2 separate regions of the Homo sapiens genome follow, and region 2 is linked to region 1. A link is a loop called in an ENCODE intact Hi-C map of the cell type or tissue named here. Cell type or tissue: sigmoid colon. All regions are shown on one strand. Each heading gives the region's core, and the rest is flanking DNA. Links, peaks and the distances in the headings are about the cores only. Region 1 holds the start of LOC105372839 (a long non-coding RNA gene). Region 2 overlaps LINC00205 (long intergenic non-protein coding RNA 205).

Region 1 (11,031 bases), core at 1,755-9,754:
TCTGAATGAGTTTGTGAAAGATCAGCATTATTTCTTCCCTACGTATTTGATACAACTCACCATAAAACCACCAGGGCGTGCAGTTTTCTTTGTGGAAGGAGTTTGATAACGAATTCAGTTATTAAAAGTAGACATAAGGCTATCCAGATTTTCTATTTCATTTCATGCTGATTTTGGTAAGTTGTGTTTTTCAGAAATTTGTGTCACCCAACGTTGTTAAATTTACTGACAAAGTTGCTCATAAAGTTTTATTATTATCCTGTGCTGTCTCAAGGATCCACATTGATATTCTTTCTTTCAGTCTACATATTGGCAATTTGTGTCTTCTCTCTCTTTTTTAAATCGATCTTGCTTGACAGATAACAATTTTAACAACTAAAAAAATCAATTTTGGGTTTGTTGATCTTTTTATCTGTTTTGTATTTCAATAATTTCTGCTACTACTTTCATTATTTATTTTCTACTTTTTGGGTTTAATTTGCTTATCTCTTTTATGCTACTTATATTGGAAACTTATATTATTGATGTTAAGCCTTTCTTTGTTTCTAATCTTAAGTATTTAAAGCTATAAATTTCCCTCTAAGCACCCTTTGCCTGCATTTCCACAAATTCTTACATTCTGCATTTTCATGATGATTCAATTCAAAATATTTTCTTCAAGATTTCTTCTTTAAAAGTTTTTTTTTGTGGCTAAGTCTTGCTACATTGCCCAGGCTGATGGACTCCTGGGTTTAAGCAATCCTCCCACCTCAGCCTCCCGAGTAGCTGGGGCGATGGGCGAGAGCCACCTTGCCTGGCATGCGATTTCTTCTTGACCCACACATTATTTAGACGTGTGTTGTTTAGTGTACAAATAGTTGAGACTTTAAAAAATATTTAAAGCATGTACAGGAGACACTGCAGCCCCTCATGCCAAACCCAGGGCAAAATGTCCCGGCTTCTTGCAACAACCCTATGAAGAAGAGACTATTATGATTCCTAGTTTTCAGGTGAGAAAACTGAAGCTCAGAATCATTAAATTACCTTTTCAAGGTCGAACAGATGGAATATGGTCCAGCCAGGTCCTGAGCCCTGCTATGCTGGACTTTAAAGTTGATGCTACTGACTACGGGTGAGTTGTGTGCACCTGTGTGCCTGTACCTGTGTACGTGCCTGTGTGCCTGTGTCTGTGCGCCTGTACCTCTGTGTAGGTGCCTATGTGCCTGTGCCTTTGCCTGTGTGCCTGTGTCTGTGTGCCTATGTCTGTGTGCCTGTGTGCCTATGTCTGTGTGCCTGTGTGTCTGTGTGCCTGTGTCTGTGTGTATGTGCCTGTGTGCCTGTGTCTGTGTGTTTGGGCCTGTGTGCCTGTGCCTGTGTATATGTACCTGTGTGTATGTGCCTGTGTGCCTGTGTGCCTATGCCTGTGTGCCTGTGTGTCTGTGTGCCTGTGTCTGTGTGTCTGGGCCTCTGTGTATGTGCCTGTGTGCCTGTGTGCCTATGCCTGTGTGCCTGTGTGTCTGTGTGCCTGTGTCTGTGTGTCTGGGCCTCTGTGTATGTGCCTATGTGCCTGTGCCTGTGTACCTGTGTCTGTGTGCCTGTGTCTGTGTGTATGTGTCTGTGTGCCTGTGCCTTTGCCTGTGTGCCTGTGTCTGTGTGCACAGTTTGCTAGGTCTGTCACAATAAGCCACCACACACTGGGGGCTTAAACAACAGACATTTATTATCTCACAGCAGGCTGATTCCCCCTGAGGCTGTAAGGGAGAGGCTGCTCCAGGCCTCCCCCAGCTTCTGGGCGTCCCACAGCCATCATGGCTCCTCAGTGTGCAGATGCATCCCACAGCTGTCTCCACACGGTGTCCAGACCTCCCCCTTTAAAAGACACACAAACACACCCTAATTACCTCATTTGTACTTGATTAACTGCAGATGCTATCTCCAGATAAGTTTATTCACAGATCCTGGGGGTTAGGACTCCAACATGTGAATTTGGGAGAGACACAGTTCAATCTATAACGGCATGTATATGTATATGCTTGCCTGTGCATGTGTGTGCACATACGTGTGTATACCAGCGTGTGTGTGTTTGTGTGTAAACTGCGTGACTCTGCATAAAATCCTACCCTGAGGCTGACAGGTGGTGAAACCGGGCCCAGTGCAGGGCCAGGACCTGCCGGGATCACAGGAGGCTGGGCAGCCGCCTCCCCCGCATCCTCCCGGCTGACACCCTGTGCTGCGAGGTCAGGCCGCCCCGGCTGTGGGCACAGGAGCCCCGGCTGTGGGCACAGGAGCCCCGGCTGTGGGCACAGGAATGGGCAGCAGGCTACCAAGCCGAGGGTCTGCATGGGTCCTCCAGCCATCTGTGGAGGCGCCCCACGGGCAGAGAGGGGAACGAGGGCCGTGTGTGCCTGGATGGAGGTAACTGCTGGGCGGGGGGCTGATTGTGAGCACCAGGGATAAAGCCTTGAAGCCAGAGCCGGAGGAGGCCGAGGAGGGGCTGGCGGGGTGAGCACAGAGCCGCCGCAGGAGCCCTCGGGACTCGGTGCCTGGGTCTTTGGGAGGGACAGGGAGCAGGACAGCGTGGCCTGGGCACCGGGTCCAGGCAACTGTCCAGTCTCTGGGGGCCAGGCCGAGGAGCTGGACTTCTGTTCCCTTGAGATCCCTTGTATGGTGTGGATTTCTGGCTTCTCTTTCTTTTTCTTTTTTCTTTTCTTTCTTTTTTTTTGAGATGGAGTTTTGCTCTTTTTGCCCAGGCTGGAGTGCAATGGCACGATCTTGGCTCACCGCAACCTCCGCCTCCCAGGTTCAAGTGATTCTCCTTCCTCAACCTCCCGAGTAGCTGGGATTCCAGGCACCTGCCACCATGCCCGGCTGATTTTTGTATTTTTAATAGAGATGGGGTTTCACCATGTTGGCCAGGCTGGTCTTGAACTCCTGACCTCAGGTGATCCACTTGCCTTGGCCTCCCAAAGTGCTGGGATTACAGGCTTGAGCCACTGTGCCTGGCCCTCATGGCTTCTCAAGTCTGGCAGATCCTCCCCAGATGCCTAGGCCCCCACAGCTCCCTGCATGCTGAGGTCCAAGCTGGAGGCAGCGTGGTTTCTGTGTGGGCTGCTGGCTGCAGGGCTGACCAATGGCCAGGGCTGCCCTGGACCTGCCAGCAGTGGCAGCCGGCAGGAAGTGGGTCCCAGGTGCAGGCTAGTGGAAAGAGGAGGTTGAACCACAGCCAAGCTGCTCAGATTTTCCAGGGTTGGACCCCCGGGTCATCCATGTGGGAGGAAGGAAGTGGTCCTGGGAGAGGCAGAGGAGCCCTCTGGCCCCCACAGGAAGGGTGGGCCCTGCATCCTCAGCCCGTGCCCCTCTTTCCTAGAAACTGTGGGCCCAGGTTAACCCTGGGGCCTGTGGGGGCTGGTGCAGAGCTGAGGATGAACACATCCCCACACCAGGGGCTCCCCACTCAGACCCCGGAGCCAGAGGGGAAACTAGGGATGCCTCCCTGTTCCACTGCCAGGGCCCAGGCCACGCTGTCGGTGGACAAGTGGCCAGGCAGGTGGGTAGGCAGCAAGGCCAGGCCTCTGCTGGCCTCAAACTCAAGGTGTCCAGGAGGCCCTCAGCGGAGCGGAACGCCTGTACAGCATGAGGTTCTAGTACCACATGTGCCAGGGCGCGGGCATCTTTACCCACCACTCAGAGAGGTTGTTTGCTGAGTTCCTTCTATTTTGTAGCAGCAAGATCTTTCCTCATTGTGCGAAGAGCTGGTGCAGAACCTCCCTGATCCACGCTCTCCGTCAGTCTTGCTCTGTTTTTGGGGTCCATCCGGCCGCCACCATGTCCTGGTCCCCGCTGAGCCCCAGGTAGGCGGAGGCCCTTCCCCCCCATCCTGGGATCCGGCCGCCACCACGTCCTGGTCCCCGCGGAGCCCCAGGTGTGCGGAGGCCCTTCCCCCATTCTGGGTCTTGTCATTGCAGGGCAAACTCTGAGGCCCCCCAGCCTCGTGGTCCTGCCACCCTCCCTGGCAGGTTCTTGTCGACTCAAGCCCAGTGAACGAGGCAGCTGGAGGACAGACTCGCGGTCGGCGCTGGGACCGAGGCGGCCCTGGGGGGCCGTGCTGCCCACCTCAGCTTTGCCTCCAGCATCAGCTGCTCAGCTTGTCCCTTACCCTGGGGTCTTCTGTAAGTCCCGAGCACTGCAGCCCGTGGGAGGGGCTTTCTCCCAGCCCCAGTCCATCTCCTGATCACCACACTCCTCTCACAACGGCTTCTGGGTTCTGAGGTTTTCATTCTCACATCTGGCTTCTATGGCAGGTATATATGTAAATGCAGGTCTATGTGCAGATATGTGTACATACGAATTGTGTGTGTACATAGCTATGGTATATGTGAGTGCATGCACCTACACACAGGTACATGGTGTGTGTGTGTGTGTGTGTGGCATGCACCCATGCACACGTATGCGGTATATGTGGTACATGTGCACACATATGCAACACACGTGTATATGTGGCAGTGTGTGTGATGCATGTGGGTATATGAATGTACATGGTGTGTGTGGGAATGCATTGCACATGTGTAAGTCTATGTGTGATATGTATACACATGTGTGTGATGTGTGTGGTGCTGACTATATGCACATGTGCTGTGTGATACATGTTTGTGTGCACGTACATGTGTGGCATGGGGCGCATGTCTGTATGCATATGTGTGGTGTGGTGTGTGGTGCAAATTTATATGCATGTGTGTTGTGTGATACGTTTGTGTGCACATGCATGTAATGTGTGTGGTACATGAGTCTATATACACATGTGCTGTGTGATGCAGCTCTCTGTGCACATACATGTGGTGTGTGCCTGTGTGAATGCATGTACATGTGCAATATATAGCATGTGAGGATGTGTGCCTATGGACATGCATGTGGTGTGTACACACGTGAATGCATGTGCGCATATATGTGTGTGGCCCATGTGCATGTGTGAATGCTTGTGCATGTGTGAATGCTTGTGCATGTGTACATGTGCCTCTTTAAATTCAGGAGCTGTTCACTTGAGTGATGTAGGAATGAGCAGAGGCAGGAGCTCTGGAGTGTCCCTGACAGCAGTAAGTTCTTCCAGTTCTGGAGCAGAGCTGCCGGCGAGAGAGCCCAGCCCCGCTTTCTCCTTCCTCCAGGGCGATAATGTTCCCATGAGGCTCATTAGAGAAGACGGATGAATGCTGGCAGCTTGAAGGCTTCCAGAGTCACGAGCACGCACACGCACACACACGCACGGCCCCACCAGTCTCATTACCAGCAGTTACGTAAAGCACACTTCCTGGGAACAGCTCGCCTCATTAGTCCACTGGGGTGATCAAGCTGCAGAAAGAAACCTCTCTTCCCAGAGTGGGGCCCACCGTGCCCAGTCGGTGCAGCTCAAACCACACTCCGTTCCCAAAGGCTGGAAGCAATTTTCTGGCTCTGAGGGAATTTCCATGGATTTTTTGTTCATTTGTTTTGTTTTTAGAGACAGAGTCTTGCTCTGTCATCCAGGCTGCAGTGTGGTGGCACGATCATATCTCACTGCAGCCTTGAACTCCTGGCCTTAAACAATCCTCTTGCCTCAGCCTCCTGAGTAGCTGGGACTACAGGCACGTGCCACCACCCTCAGCTAATTGTTTTTTGTACTTTTTGTAGAGATGGGGTATCACTGTGTTGCTTGGGCTGGTCTCAAACTCAGGGGCTCAAGCGATCCTCCCACCTTGGCCTCCCACAGTGCTGGGATTGTAGGCGTGAAGCTTCAGCTGAATTCCCATGGATTTTATGTCAATTGGTGCTGAGGAGTTTGAGGCCAATGCTGGTGGTGATTCCTGGAATGTGGTGACCACTGACCTTGGAGATGATGACCCCAGGTCCCCTCCCCCAGCCCTAATTAGAGCAGAAGCACCAAGGCTTCTGCCTGGGAAATGGCTGGGAATACTCCTCCTCCCCAGCCCCTGAGGCTGGTTTACAGCGCGGGCATGGGGGCTGTGGGGACCCAGACAGGGCCTGACTCTGGCCTGCTGGGGACCCGGGCAGTCGTCTCCCAGAGACTGGTGGTTCTGGCTGCCAGACCCCAGGTTAATGTGGAATTGGGTTCCAGCCACCCTGGATCCATGCACCGGGCAGGTGCCGCCAGCCGGCCGTGCTCCCATTGGTTCCTCACACCCACAGCATGATGCTCGTCTTACAGATGAGGACTTTGAGATCCAGCAAAGTCACTAACTTGCCCAGGGTTGTACAGCAGGAAGGGGAGAGAAGAGGTTGGGAGTCAGGCAGCCTGGCCCCAGACACAGGCCCCAGACACAGGCCCTCACCCACTGTTCTGCCCTGGCCTGGCCTAAGCGTTCATAGGAAGCCGACGATGGGAGGGCCTGGTGTCCCGACAATGCCCTGGGCCCAACTCCTCGGCCCCCAGGAGAACCCAGAGGAGGGCTGGGCCCTCCCACTCCAGGTACTGGGATCCTGGCGGACAGGATGCTAGGACCCCTCTAGCCTGTGCTGCTGCAGAGGGTCACCCCACAGAGGGGGTCTGCAGACCGCCTTGGAGCCCCCGCCCTCAGCCCTTGGAGCCTGAGACTCCCAGCAGCCTGACCTATGACCTTCAGTAACGATGATGTATCAGCTGGAATCAGACAGACCACCCAGGGACTCCGCCAGTAAGGAGATTTCCTTTTACTTCCTTTGTTTAATGTCCTTCTTTTATCCACTCTTACATAATTTTATAACTTTTTATTAGGAAGATGAATCCATTAATGCATCACCAAGCTTCAGTGATAGCCAGCCTCCCTCTAGCCTCATAAATCCTCCCATGGGGTATTTGAAATGAAATGAAGACGTCCTATCACTGTGTCCATAAATACTGTGGTATGTGCCCCCAGCAGATAAAATCTCTCCTTTTTAGAAAACACAGTCACAATATAATCATCACAATGGATCCCTAAATATTCAGCCTGTTCACATTTCCCTGACTGAAAACGGCTGTTGTAACGTCTTTTCCTTGCTGCCCCGGCCGAGGCGCGTCTTCCCGCCCCGCGCCCTCTGTCCTCTCGCTTTCTGGGCATCTGCGTGTGGATCCCGGGCCGTTCGTCCCATGGGATGCCCACTCTCGGGCTGCTGCTGCTGCTGCCTGGCCGGATTTGATGAGCTCCTCCCTGCATTTCCTCCAGCCTTGGGGTTGCCAGGCAGTGCTGGCCTCTGCCCTTGGCATCTTGTGGGGGCACAGGGCGTCCTGGTGCCTCTCTTCTGGGGATGGTCAGCCTGGTCACACAGGTCCCCAGAGGAGGACTGGGTACTCCTGCCCCTGGTCCTGGGATCCCTGGAGGGCAGGATGCTGGCACCCCCTCCAGCCTGTGCTGCTGCAGAGGGTGGCCCCGCAGAGGGAGTTTTTGGACCGCCTTAGAGCTCAATACAGCAGGAGGCTGCCTCGGCTCAGGCCCTAACTGTGGTCTCAAGCCGGCTCTCTCCTTGTAGGGACTCGGTTTCCCTGTGTTACCCTACTCCCGCCCTGACGGCTCAGACCCTCTCGTGGCAGTGGCTCACCTCTGGCGTTTCCTGAAGGTTTGCAAAACGGTGATCTTCGGATCCCATCACTCCTTCTGCGTTTACTCGCTGGAGATCCTCTGGAAAGAGCTTTCTCCCGTGAGCTGCTCGGCTGGGTGAGAAAGTTCCCGCAGGAAAGCCGGGACACGTGCTTTCTACCTCCCCCTATTTGCCAGTTCGCAGCATCACGGCTTGGCGCCCTAACAGCATCCGAGAGGGACAGGAGGTTTTGAAAGCGGTTTGATAAATTCACAGAGTTTCAAACATTTGATGTTTTCTACCATCACTATACCATTAGTCTGTTCGATGCCTGTCGTGCCCCGGCTGGCGCTGGGAGCCCTTCAAGCTGGGGGCTGCCCTCTCGACAGGGGGACGCCGGCGTGGCGGGTGACACTGCACTTGCTGATGCCTCCTGGGCTTCCAGCAGCTCCCTGTGCCGCTGCCCAGCCCGCGCTCAGTCACTTCCCAGAGTCCTGGTTCAGGTGAGTGGGGAGAGGGGCTCAGAGCCAGCCTGGGTGCCGGGGACTGTGGCTCCTGAGTCGTCTTTGCTTCTGGGCAATTCCAGATGACACAGCGGAAAAAATGTATTTTTATGAAACAAACATATGGCATGAGTTCAAGAGCTTACACAGGTGCCTCCTATTCAAACTGGAGAGTTTCTTCAACTTCTTTGACTTTATACTTGTATGCTTTTTTCTCTAACCCCGAAAATCTTGGCCCCTGATGGTATTAACATGTTTTGTCTTCATTTGCTTTATTTGAAACTGTATATATTCTAGTTTAAAATAAGAATACCAATATTATGGCCAAGTGCAGTGGCTCACACCTGTAACCTCAACACTTTAGGGGGCTGAGGTAGGAGGATCACTTGAGCCCAGGAGTTGGAGACCAGCCTGGGCAACATAGTGAGACCCCATCTCTACAAAAAATCAAAAATTAGCTGGGCATGGTGGTGCACACCTGTAGTTCCAGTTATTTGGAAGACTGAGGCAGGAGACTCTCTTGAACCCGGGAGTTACAGGTTGCAGTGAGCTGTGATTACACCACTGCACTGCAGTCTGGACGACAGAGTGAGACCCTGTCTCAAAAACAAGCCAACAGACCTGGCGCGGTGGCTCACGCCTGTAATGCCAGCACTTTGGGAGGCTGAGGCGGGTGGATCACATGACGTCAGGAGTTTGAGACTTGCCTGGCCAACATGGTGAAACCCTGTCTCCACTAAAAATACACAAATTAGCCAGGCGTGGTGGCGGGTGCCCGTAATCCCAGCTTTTGGGGAGGCTGAGGCACGAGAATGGCTTGAACCTGGGAGGCGGAGACGGCAGCGAGCTGAGACTGCACTGCTGCACTCCAGCCTGGACGACAGAGCGAGGCTCTGTCTCAAAAACAAAAACAAAAAACAACAACAACAGCCAAAAAAAAAAAAAAAAAGAATACAAATATTATTATCAGCAACCCAATTAGAGACTGCAGCCCGATATTTCTGCGTGGCTCCTCTTATCCTGCTACACACCCCGCCAGGGACGTCTAACCAATTCCCTGCGTTGAAAATCCAGTGGGAAGCGACACACCCCGCCAGGGACGTCTAACCAATTCCCTGTGTTGAAAATCCAGCTGGAAGCGACACACCCCGCCAGGGACGTCTAACCAATTCCCTGCGTTGAAAATCCAGCTGGAAGCGACACACCCCGCCAGGGACGTCTAACCAATTCCCTGTGTTGAAAATCCAGCTGGAAGCGACACACCCCGCCAGGGACGTGTAACCAATTCCCTGCGTTGAAAATCCAGCTGGAAGCGACACACCCCGCCAGGGACGTGTAACCAATTCCCTGCGTTGAAAATCCAGTGGGAAGCGACACACCCCGCCAGGGACGTCTAACCAATTCCCTGTGTTGAAAATCCAGTGGGAAGCGACACACCCCGCCAGGGACGTCTAACCAATTCCCTGTGTTGAAAATCCAGCTGGAAGCGACACACCCCGCCAGGGACGTGTAACCAATTCCCTGCGTTGAAAATCCAGTGGGAAGTGACACACCCCGCCAGGGACGTCTAACCAATTCCTTGTGTTGAAAATCCAGCTGGAAGCGACACACCCCGCCAGGGACGTGTTACCAATTCCCTGTGTTGAAAATCCAGCTGGAAGCGACACACCCCGCCAGGGACGTCTAACCAATTCCCTGTGTTGAAAATCCAGCTGGAAGCGACACACCCCGCCAGGGACGTGTTACCAATTCCCTGCGTTGAAAATCCAGTGGGAAGCGACACACCCCGCCAGGGACGTCTAACCAATTCCTTGTGTTGAAAATCCAGCTGGAAGCGACACACCCCGCCAGGGACGTGTTACCAATTCCCTGTGTTGAAAATCCAGCTGGAAGCGACACACCCCGCCAGGGACGTCTAACCAATTCCCTGTGTTGAAAATCCAGCTGGAAGCGACACACCCCGCCAGGGACGTGTTACCAATTCCCTGTGTTGAAAATCCAGCTGGAAGAGACACACCCCGCCAGGGACGTCTAACCAATTCCTTGTGTTGAAAATCCAGTTGGAATGCTTCTCCAAGCTGTTAGGCCACCAATAGGACATGAAATTCTGTCCATTGGTCATTTGTCTCCCATCTTCAGGGACCTCCCTGTTTGAGTCTTCCTTGTGCCTGCTTTGTTTTGTCGCTAAATTACACACACAATTCCTGAGGCAAAACCGTCAACCACAGCTGCTTGGCTTAGCCCGGCTTTCGGGCAAGGGGGCAGGTTCGGCACTGGGGACCAAGGCACTGTGAAACCACCACGTGGCCCCGCTGATAGGCACCTGCTCTGAAGGCGGCTGGAGGCCGTCTCGCCTGAGACCCTGACTGTCATCTCAAGCCGGTTGTCCCTTGCAGGGACTCGGCTTTTCTATGCTCTCCTATTTAAACAGACATAGTGTCTGTGCTATGCTGGGCCCCAAGGGTAAGTCACAGAGGCCTGAAATCGAGGATGAGGCCGAGCGGAGCCTGGGCAATGTGGGCGCGGCCTAGAGGGCTGCGCTGCACTGTGGTGGACATGGCCTGCAGCGCCGTGAGCGATGCCTGTGCTCTCACTCCCACGGGGCAGGTGGAATCCCACGGACAGAGTCTCCTCACCCGGCCTCCCCCCAGCTGTGTGTCCAGGGCCGAGGCATCGGTTGGGCCAGCTGAGCTGGTGTTTGTTGACCAGGAGCAGCTTTAGTTTGCTCTGGGTAGAGCCCAACTTGTCTCATCCACCTCTAAAGCCAAACTTCATCCCATTGACCAACGACGAGCTGGAATTCCACAGGACAGTCTGTGGCCACCAGAAAATCCTCCATGGCCTCTGCCACAGGCTCTGTCTGACTGTGGAGCAGATGGATGTTTCCGCGAACACAGGTCAGAGTCCTGCCTCCCAGCCAGCCCTCCTCATCACAGTCCTGGCACTTCATCCAACTCCCTCTGTCCTCCGAGTTGTGGCAGGGGCAGAAAACCCCACCGTGGAGTGCTGAGCCAAGACTGGGTTC
Region 2 (9,516 bases), core at 1,517-9,516, 54 kb after region 1:
TCAAAGCCATTTCCTGACTTTCTCATGGTCTGGGATTCCCAGTTTCATGAGATTAAGATAGAAAGTTGTGGTTTGCAAAAAATTGTGCAGTTAGAGGATGAACATTCCATCGATGGGAGTCTCAAGTGGTCTGAAGGGAAGGCCAGCTGTGGGAAACCTCTCCCAAACGACTGTCACTGTGCAGAGGGGCGGGGCCCCAGGGAACCCGGGGTATGGAATGCTTGACCCTCACCTCTCACCTCTCACCTCTGCAGGTCCTGGGCGCAGACTTCACCTTCTGGACCTTCTCCTATCCGGAAAGTATGTGGCTCACACGGTGGTGCAAGGAGCCTTGGGCTGGGCAGCTGCTGGCCTGGATCCGAGTCCTGCCCTGGTGAAAGTGCTGATTACTTTACATACTTCTACATCTGCAGAACCAGGTGATTGATCCTCAAAGCCCAGCCAGCTCCAGCAAGCTCTGGTACCTGCAACCACGGGCCGCCCTGTGCCCGGCCCACCTTCCTCGAACCGTGTTCCGCTCACCTGTGGCGCGGCCGCCCCCGGAGCAGCGCGTGCCGTGTGCCGAGGACAGAGGCAGACCCGGACAGAGATAGATGTGGAGGGGTAGCCAGTATCAGGGGCACCCCCGCTTGTGCTCACTGCCCCACCCGCCTGCTTTTGCCGCTAACGTCCAGACATTCTTCTCTTAACCCCAAAGCCCCTGGGGTTCAGTTCCTGCTGTTGCAGCCCAAGGGCTCCACCAAGAGCTGGGGGCAGTGTCCACCTCCTGGGGGTCTCGAGGGGCTCCATAAGAGCCCCTTGTCCTGAGCCCCCACCCAGGCTGCGCACTGGCAGCTGTTCAGTCCCGGCTGGCTTTAATTGTTGTCGTTTAATATTCAATATTGACATAAACTCTATTTTGGTTGTGAAACCACTCAGCATTCCATGTCCTTATTCCTGGATTTTGATTCTAAGCCCCTTTAGGAAATGTCTGCCCCGAAGTGACCGTCTCGTCTGGAAGGTTCCCACAGAGCAGGGTATGATGACAGCCCAACGGGCTTCCTCCCAGTGCAGACACCGCCCCAGCGGCTCCGGCAGGAGCACGTTATCATCCGCAGAGGACAGACGCCGAAACGTGCAGGGGCCTGTAAGCCTGCGCAGTGTCACACACACTCAGCCCCAGCGAGGGGCACGCACACATTACCGTGTTTGAGATGACAGTTTTACAGTGTGTTGATTGTTGATGTCCCCTACTTTTCTGGATTTTCCTCCAGTTTTGTTTTTTGTGGGTTTTTTTTTTGAGATAGGGTCTTGCTCTGTCATCCAGGCTGGACACTATCTCAAACAAGCAAGCAAACAAAAAAAAATTAAAAGTGCAGCCCTCACCTCCTCGGCTCAAGCCATCCTCCCACTTCAGCCTCCTGAGTAGCTGGGACTACAGTTGTCTGCCACCACCCCTGGCTAATTAAAAAAAATTTTTTTTGTAAAGACGGGGTCTTGCCATCCTGCCCAGGCTGGTCTCGAACTCCTGGGCTCAAGCAATCCTCCCGCCTTCGCCTCCCAAAGTGCTTGGCTTACAGGCATAAGCCACCACGCCCAGCCATTCCCCAATTTTGAATTGGTATTAGTAGCTTTAATTCTGTTCTGTTTCTCTTACAATAAGCACCTTTCTCAACACATTTCCATCCATTGACAAAATAGGGAGAAAGGGGCATTTCCAGTGATTTAGATGGGTTACTTTAAAAAACATCTGTGTCATCTCTTTAAACTGTTCAGGAACTTCGTGTTGACAGTGTTTTCCTCTGTGCCATCAGACACATTCTCTACTGGTTTATAGAAATCAAGTTAAGAGCCATCTCTGGAATCAAGGTAACCTGGGTAAATGTTGAGACCTGAAGGGATTTGGTGATAGCAACTCTCCTTTCAAATTCTGCAGGAGGAGTGGATGTTAATCTGAGATGGCCACAGAGCTGAGGGTTCCTACAGGGAACGGTAACATGAGGTGTGTTTGTGGACTGGCCCCTGCTTCCCAGTCTCCACCCAGAAGACCTCGGGGAAGACACAGGCAGACACTAGGTTTTTTCAATTATAAAACCACCATGTTCTGGCTTATACTGACACATTTTAAAAGCCAGGTTAAACAGATGATTTTCTTAGAAAATATAAAGTATGGCTGGGCACAGTAGCTCATGCCTGTAATCTCTGCACTTCGGGAGGCCGAGGCAGGTGGATCACTTGAGGTCAGGAGTTCAAGACCAGCCTGGCCAACATGGTAAAACCCCATCTCTACTAAAAATACAAAAATTAGCCGGGTGTGGTGGCACACACCTGTAATCCCAGCTACTCAGAAGGCTGAGGCAGGAGAATTGCTTGAGCCTGAGAGGCAGAGGTTGCAATAAGCAGAGATCACTCCAGCCTGGGCAACAGAGCGAGACTCTATCTCAAAAAATAGTGTAACATTTAAAAACAACAAAAATGAAAATATAAAGTATAACATTGACTCAAGTAGAAATAGAAAATCTGATTAGCCCTATGGGACATGGGCAGGAAACAGAAAAAAAAAAAAGTAGTCAAATGATATCCTTTAAAAAAGCACCAAGCTCAGGCAGTTTTTTACAGGAATATGCAGGACTGATCTCTGCAACAGAGAGACAGAATGACCGTTTAGGAACCTGTCCTCTGAAGGCCAACGGCTCAGTTCAAATTCCATCTTCGCCCCCATGGCTGGTGACCTTAGGCAGACTACTTAAACTCTCAGCCTCTTCATCTGTCAGATGGACACGAAAGCAATACCTAGTTCACAGGGATGACTTCCAGGTTAAGGACTTAACTCATGTAAAATATATAGAATTGTGTTTGTTGCAATAGGAAGAACTTGATACAGGTGAATTTTTACTAAGAATTACTATCATTTCCAGGCACAGACAAAGACAAAAGTATCACAATTCATTCTGTAATATATAGTTGTATGAGTCTATTCTCACATTGCTATAGAGAAATACCTGAGACTGGGTAATTTATAAGGAAAAGAGGTTAAATTGGCTCATGGTTCTGCAGGCTGTATGGGAACCTTCGGGGCGGCCTCAGGAAACCTTCAATCGTGGCAGAAGGTGAAAGGGGAGCTGGTGCGTCTTACATGGCCAGAGCAAAAGCAGGAGGGTCAGGGAGGTGCCACACACATTTAAACGACCAGATCTCGCGAGAACTCACTATTGCGAGAACAGTACCAAGAGGAAGGTACTAAACCATTCATGAGAAATTCACTCCCATGATCCAACCACCTCCCACCAGGCCACACCTCCAACACTGGGGATTACAATTCAACATCGGATTTGGGTGGGGACACAGATCCAAACCATATCAATAGTTAACCAAAAACCTGAGAAACTAATGGCAAGAATAACACACACACATCTACACACAATGATGCTGACATATTATTTATAATAGGGATGTAATTACCCAAAAATAAAAGTATTAACAAACAGAATCCAATCCACCAGGAGCAAGTAAAGTCTATCTCCGGAAAGCAAAGACGGTTCAACATTAGAGAATCTGTTAGTACAACTCACTACATGAAGAGACTAAAAAAGGGAAACTTTGGGCATCTCAAAAGATAGGCCCCTAACAAGCAACTGGTAAATTTAATATTTAGTCCTAATTTTAAAGCACACACAACCACAAGATATTCAGAAAGCTAAAAATAGTCAGAAACTTCCTTAACCTGTAACAAACATTGTATTTAATGCATGAGAACAGATATTAGCAAATTTTCCCGTAAAAGCTCAGATGGTGAATATTCTAGGTTTTTCGGGCAATACCGCCTCTGTCTGGACTATTTAACAGCATTGCTGTGGCGTGACAGTAGCCATCAGACAATATGTAGAAAAATGTGTGTAACTGTGTTCCAATAAAACTTTATTTACAAGAAGAGACCATTGGCTGGATTTGGCCCCCCGGCCACCAGTTTGGAAACCCCTGCATTAGAATCATTCGCATTAGTCAGAAACAAGAGAAAGACGCTTGAGTCCTGGCCAACATGATAATATACACAAAGTATAAATATTAGAAAGGCAGAGACACAACTATAATTATTTGCATAATTATATGACTGTTTACCTAAAAAGTTCAAAATAATGAACGGACAAACTATTACAAGTGACCAAGTGTAACATCAATATACATCAATCAACAGTGTTTACTAAAACAGCAATACAGAATTACAACATTTTATGGGAAAGTGTCCCATTCATTATAACAAAAACTTTGTGGATTTCATAAAAATCCACAAAATACTCAAGAACAAACCAAGAAATGAGCACATCGGACATCAAAGAAATCTTAAAAATTTTGCCAAAGCTCTAAATTCGTTGAGAGCTGGAATCCATTTTCAAGTAGTAGGACTCTAAGTCACATGAATGTCAATTTTCCAAACTGTCCCCATAAACTCCGTGCATCCCTTAAAACTCCCGCAGGACTGCTGTGGGTCTTGACACTGCTTCTAAACTTGACATGGGAGAGGAAACGTGTAGGACCCGCTGAGGAATGCTTCTGAACGGCCTCGGGGAGGGAGCCTGCTGTAAAGCTGTCACAGTTAATGCCAGTGCTACTGTGCAGAAAGAGAACTCAGCCCGTGAGTCAGGACTGAGACAGCAGAGACAGCAAGTATTTACGGGAATTTTATTTACGATGATGGTAGCATTTCATGTCAGTCGGTGGAGAAAAGATTCCTTTTTCAATAAATGATGTGACAACTGGCTACGTATTTGAAAAAGAAAACGTTAGACCCGTATCTCACACAACCCCAAACAAAATTCCCGCGGATTAAAGGGCTAACCACCTGTGATGGAGTGAATGCTGATGTGTCCCCCCAAAATTCCTGTGTTGAAGCCTCACCCCCAGTGACACGGTATCAGGAGAGGGAGCCTTCGTTACGTTAGCCAGGAATCCCACCCTCACCAGGAACCTGACCATGCTACACGGTGATCCAAGACTCCCAACCTCCAGAACCGTGGGAAGTAAGTTTCTGCTGTTTAAGCCCCACAGTCTATGTTATTTTGTTCTCAGCCCCGGCTGACGAGAACGCCATTAGAACATCAGAAGCCACAGCCATAGAAGGACAGACGAGACGCTGAAGTTTGTTTTAACCGTCTTGCCATAAGAAATACCCTATAAGTCACATCTGAGACTCAGGCGTCCTAAGAAAGGGGGGTGTGGACACTGCCCCCAGCACCTCTTGTGGCCGGGCTGGGTGACAGGCACACAGGAACTCATGGCACTCGTCTCATAACCATTGTTCACATTAAACGTGCACCAAAATTTACAACAGAACACCATCGACAAAGCTAAAAGGCAGGCAATGGATGGAAGAAACCATTTCCAAACTACCAACATGGTGTCCCAACAGGAAAAGACTAACTACTGGGCAAAAGATGCGGTTAAACAAGTCACAGAAGAACCCACAGGTACCGCTCCTGCAGAAGCTGGCGACTCTGCCGACACCGTCAGCATGACGCAGAGGGGTCTCCTCCCCACACCCACAGCTCCGCGCATCCTCCCCTGTGGGCCCGAGGTGGGCGTGTACTGATTCATCCCCACCTCTGTCTGCTCCTGAGAGCAGCGCCCTTCACATCTGCGTCCTAGGCCCCACTAAACGCAGGACACGGAGGCCCTCGCAAACTTCTCGAATGAATGAACGAATGAAGGTCGTTTTCAAGACCTCTGGCCCTTCCCCTCTTAGAATCTCTAAATCTCACACTTGCACTTGCTCTGGAGGGGATGAAACAGACACTGCCAGGGCCCGGAGGTTTACGATGTTTATGCTGAGGCCCAGGGAGCTATGCGGGCTCAGGATCCATGTGGATTTGTTACCCTGAACTCAGCGGTCAGGGCCTGCTGGTGAATCAGCAAAACCTCCGGCTGTGCTTCATTCCAGGGAGGAAACCCAGCAGCCCCGTCCCCGTCTGCATTTCCGCTGACGCTATCACTGGAGAGGGAGACGAGGAGTCCTTGAAACCAGCCCTCCGAACATAAATAAGCAGCCGGGTTCAGTGAAGCACATGACGCAGGCTTCACCTCTGCCAGCGTTTCCATCCCAGAAAGTCCTGCGGGACAGATTCTCACAGTCCCCAGTGAGCCCCATCCATGACCCCTGCTCGCCCCCCACGTTTCCCAGATGACGGCAGCTGGAGAGCCTTCCTCCGACAGCGGCCCCAGGCCACGGAGAGGCGGCCCCGCAGAGAGCGGATGTTTGTGAAGCTCCTCTTGGAGGGAAAGCTGCCCCCAACGCTGAACACTCCCGTCTCAAGGCACAGACAGGGGAGCGGTCACAAGCCGGCCAGTCCCTTTTACAGCCAAAATCGGGGGCTCAGAACATTCTTTAATGATTTCCGAGCCACCGAGTGCACTGGGCGGCCCCGTCTCTGTTTTCATTCCCTGAGATGTGGTGCTTTCTCTCCTGGAGCCCCGTGTTGGGGACGCTTCAACCGCAGGCCTTGCCTCCCTCCCACAGTGCTGAGGAAGGACAGGCCCTCCCTTCCCCAGGAAAGGCCAGGCTGGAGGAGCCCAGGTGTGGGGGGAAGTTCTGAGCTGGCATTGTCACCCCCGGGTCTAGTATCCCCACAGAGTGGACCCTGGCCCTGAGCCCAGGCTGTGCCTCCCCTATGTGCAGCCGCTGGGATGTGTCCAGGGCAGCACAGGAGGCAGGTGCCCAGGTACTCCCCTAGGCAGAAGCCTCGGGTTCTGTTCCAGGGCAGGTGGGCTGGCGTGGCCCTCGGGAGCACAGAGCCCTGACTGTAGCCCCCCAGATCCCCACAGGCACCGGCCAGTCTCACCCAGGAGGGCAGGCCCTGCTGTGCTGCAGGCCCCCCGGGGCGCTGGTCCCCTCCCCCATGCTGACCACACGTGGCTTCCTTGGGATCAGCGCACCCCCAGGAAACCCTGGGCGCCTTCACGACTTGGTCACTTGGTGACCTGGGACCCTCGGGCGCCTGCTCCGTGCACAGAGCTGGCCAGGCTGTCCGTAGGGAAGTGTTGACTGGGGGCCCCAAGGCTCCTGCTAAGAAATCCTTCTGAGCACGGCCTCTGGCTCTGGAGAACCAGAACTCCCTGCCCTGCCACTGACTCACAAAGTTGTCCCCTCCCTGTGCACTTCCAGGCACAAAAGCCAGGATTTGATTACTGGGGAACCGCAACGTGCAGGGGTGGAACTCCGCAATGAGTCCAGAAACTCCAAACACGTGAACCTGGTAACTCACCTTGCAAACGGAGGAGCAGGCCTGCACAGGGTCCCTGGCGTTCGCTCTCTCGTCTCCTAGAAGAGTCCTCCTTGGGTCCTGAGCTCAGCGGTCCTCGGCCAGTCCACTCTCTGTCCTTCTTGCTGGCCAGCCCCCTTCCGCGAAGGGACAGCTCCCTCGTCTCCATGGCAGGGTGGTCTCGGGGGACAGTGGCAACATCCCCAACTGCCTTTCTCTGCTCTTCACTGCCGACCCTGCTCCCAGGGCCGCCCCCACGGGGCCAGGAGGCTCCGAGGTGGTGACAGGTAGATGCTCCAGCTGTGCTGAGAACTGCCCAGCCTCTCCCCATCTGCACGTCTCTCAGGAGAGGACCCACATCCGGTCCCCACACATCTACCCACTGTGGGTGTTCTGGCTGGGGTGCCTGTGACCCACAACTACCTCCGGCCCAGGGCTCACTCAGGGGGCTGGCGGCCTGGAGTGCCCAGACCTGACCCTGCTGAGTTCTGTGGGGACGGACGACACTCAGGGCCCAGCAGGGGTAGAAGGATGGGCTCTAACAGGTGTGGCCCCAGGACCACAAGCTGCACCTGCTGCGTCTGAGCCCAAACAGGGCCTCCTTCCCCTCAGGTGAGGTTTTGCAGGGAGCTGGGCGGGGCACAGAAGAGCTGGGAGCAGGTCAGCAGTTGAAGAGTGGCTCCGGGAGGGGCCGCAGAGGCCCAGGGCCTGCTCTCAGGGGTCGCTGGGGACAGGAGAGGCTCCGACAGGGGCCGCCCAGTGTGCTCTTCTCTCATGTGCTGGGGCCTCTCTCTTCATTCCCTGCTGGAAACATCCATGCTGTGCTTGGCGGGGCTGCGTTTCCCCGTGGCACAGAGCTCCCAGGAAGGGCTCTCCTGCCCTCTCGTGGCGGCCTCGGGGCAGTGGCCTGTGGGGGCCGCCAGCCCCTCCTTCGCTGTGTGAGCCGCTGGTCACAGAAGACTGCGGTGCAGGGAAAGGGGCCACTTCCTGATACTCAGGGACAGATTTTCTTCTCTTGAGGAAAGCCTCATAAGACCTCTTCCGGGTCATTCCTGATTAGGACTTTAATCCAGGGGTCAACAAAAGACTCCCCAACCTGAAGGAGGCTGCCCAGGCAGGGAGAAGAAAGGTCAGAGCCCACGGAGAGGCAGAGGGGCGCCAGCCTGGAGTGCCCCCTGCTGCGGCGCCCGGCACGTGGCTCGCCTGCTCTCCCGCCTCTGTCACCTGGGAAGAAACGGTGGGCAGGGGGAGCAGGGGGAGCGCGCCCGGGGCCTGAAGCAAGGCCGGGCCTTCGCCATGGACAAGTGACTTGGGCCTGCTGGAGACAGGGCATGGACCGTGGCCTCTAGGTGAGCACAGTACTGCCCGTAGGACCCGGGTCTGTGGACCCCGGCTGTGAAGGCCACTGAGCCCAGCAGAGCTCCACCCTGAGTCCTCACAATAGAGCCAGTGGGGTCAGGGAGGCCTGGCCCTGAGCGGCCCAGAGGCAGAGGCGTGGCCTGCTCGGTTCCGCTGTGGCCTTGGCTGTTCTATGGATTTCTGCTTCGGGGTGACCTGTGGCCCCTTCATGAAGAGGGTCGGCTTCTGCTTGGGCGGTCACCTCCCCATCCATTAACCATTGACATCTGCAAGAAGTATCTGTTCACAGAAACAGCAGCGGCCCTGTGTTTGGAGGCGGTGGCCTGGGCGTGGCTGCAGTGCTGTGGGTCCCCGATGGGGGGCGAGGGCTGCAGTGCTGTGGGACCCCGGAGGGGGGCGAGGGCTGCAGTGTTGTGGGTCCCTAGAGGGGGGGTGAGGGCTGCAGTGCCATGGGTCCCCGGTGGGGGGTGGGGGGCTGCATAGGGAAACCCATCTCAAGGGGCTCTGTGCCCACAGGGCCCAGGCAAACCCCTTGGCCTGTCCGTGGGAGTGTCAGGGTCCCCAAGGCTGCACGAGGTCACAGCACCTGTCCAGGAGGACTCATGGGAGTGTAAGAAGTTATGTTCAGCCAGGTGGTGCCATTTCTCCCAGGTAAAGACGAACGGCTGGATCATACAGCAGGTGTGTCCCCAGCTTCTGGCTTTCCGTGCCCTGACCACTCTGCAGCCCGGCCAGTTGCAGGTTTTCCCTGCAGGCCTGAACTCAAGCTGGGCCTTGAGCATTCCCAGGCACTGATAAAGGTGTTTAGGTCATTGCCCAAAACCCTGAAACAAAGCAGCCCTGGTCCAAATTCCTTAAACTCTCATATCAACTCGCTGCAGACAGACCTGGGTGGAATCCCCATCTTGCCGTCTGTCCCAAAGAT

What was found. Hi-C counts contacts between places; a loop is a spot of excess contacts. Peaks named below come from ENCODE experiments on the same cell type or tissue, not always from the same donor. Only the 100,000 strongest peaks of a DNase experiment are listed, where the experiment ranks them.
Region 2: a loop joins it to region 1, with 11 times the contacts of the local background. A loop is called at or near these places in 21 of 110 quality-filtered maps.

Annotation. Positions count from the first base shown.
Region 1 is chr21:45,344,182-45,355,212 of GRCh38, reverse strand. LOC105372839 (a long non-coding RNA gene) reads right to left here and starts at 7,645. Exons shown (of 2, transcript XR_937800.3): 1 at 7,525-7,645; 2 at 1,675-1,848. RefSeq lists enhancers at 1,005-1,879, 7,358-8,274. In sigmoid colon, for the core only: no CTCF peak of the experiment used is centred there; a DNase peak (open chromatin) is centred at 5,192; H3K27ac peaks cover 953 bases.
Region 2 is chr21:45,291,242-45,300,757 of GRCh38, reverse strand. It overlaps LINC00205 (long intergenic non-protein coding RNA 205), which reads right to left. Exons shown (of 3, transcript NR_026943.1): 3 at 3,404-9,516. Among named protein-coding and RNA genes, the nearest start is that of LINC00205, 7.9 kb to the right of the region's middle. RefSeq lists enhancers at 6,046-6,552, 8,077-8,584, 8,585-9,093. In sigmoid colon, for the core only: a CTCF peak has its summit at 8,132 (motif pointing left); DNase peaks (open chromatin) are centred at 4,547, 6,007, 6,977, 8,097 and 5 weaker places; H3K4me3 peaks cover 1,303 bases; H3K27ac peaks cover 3,577 bases.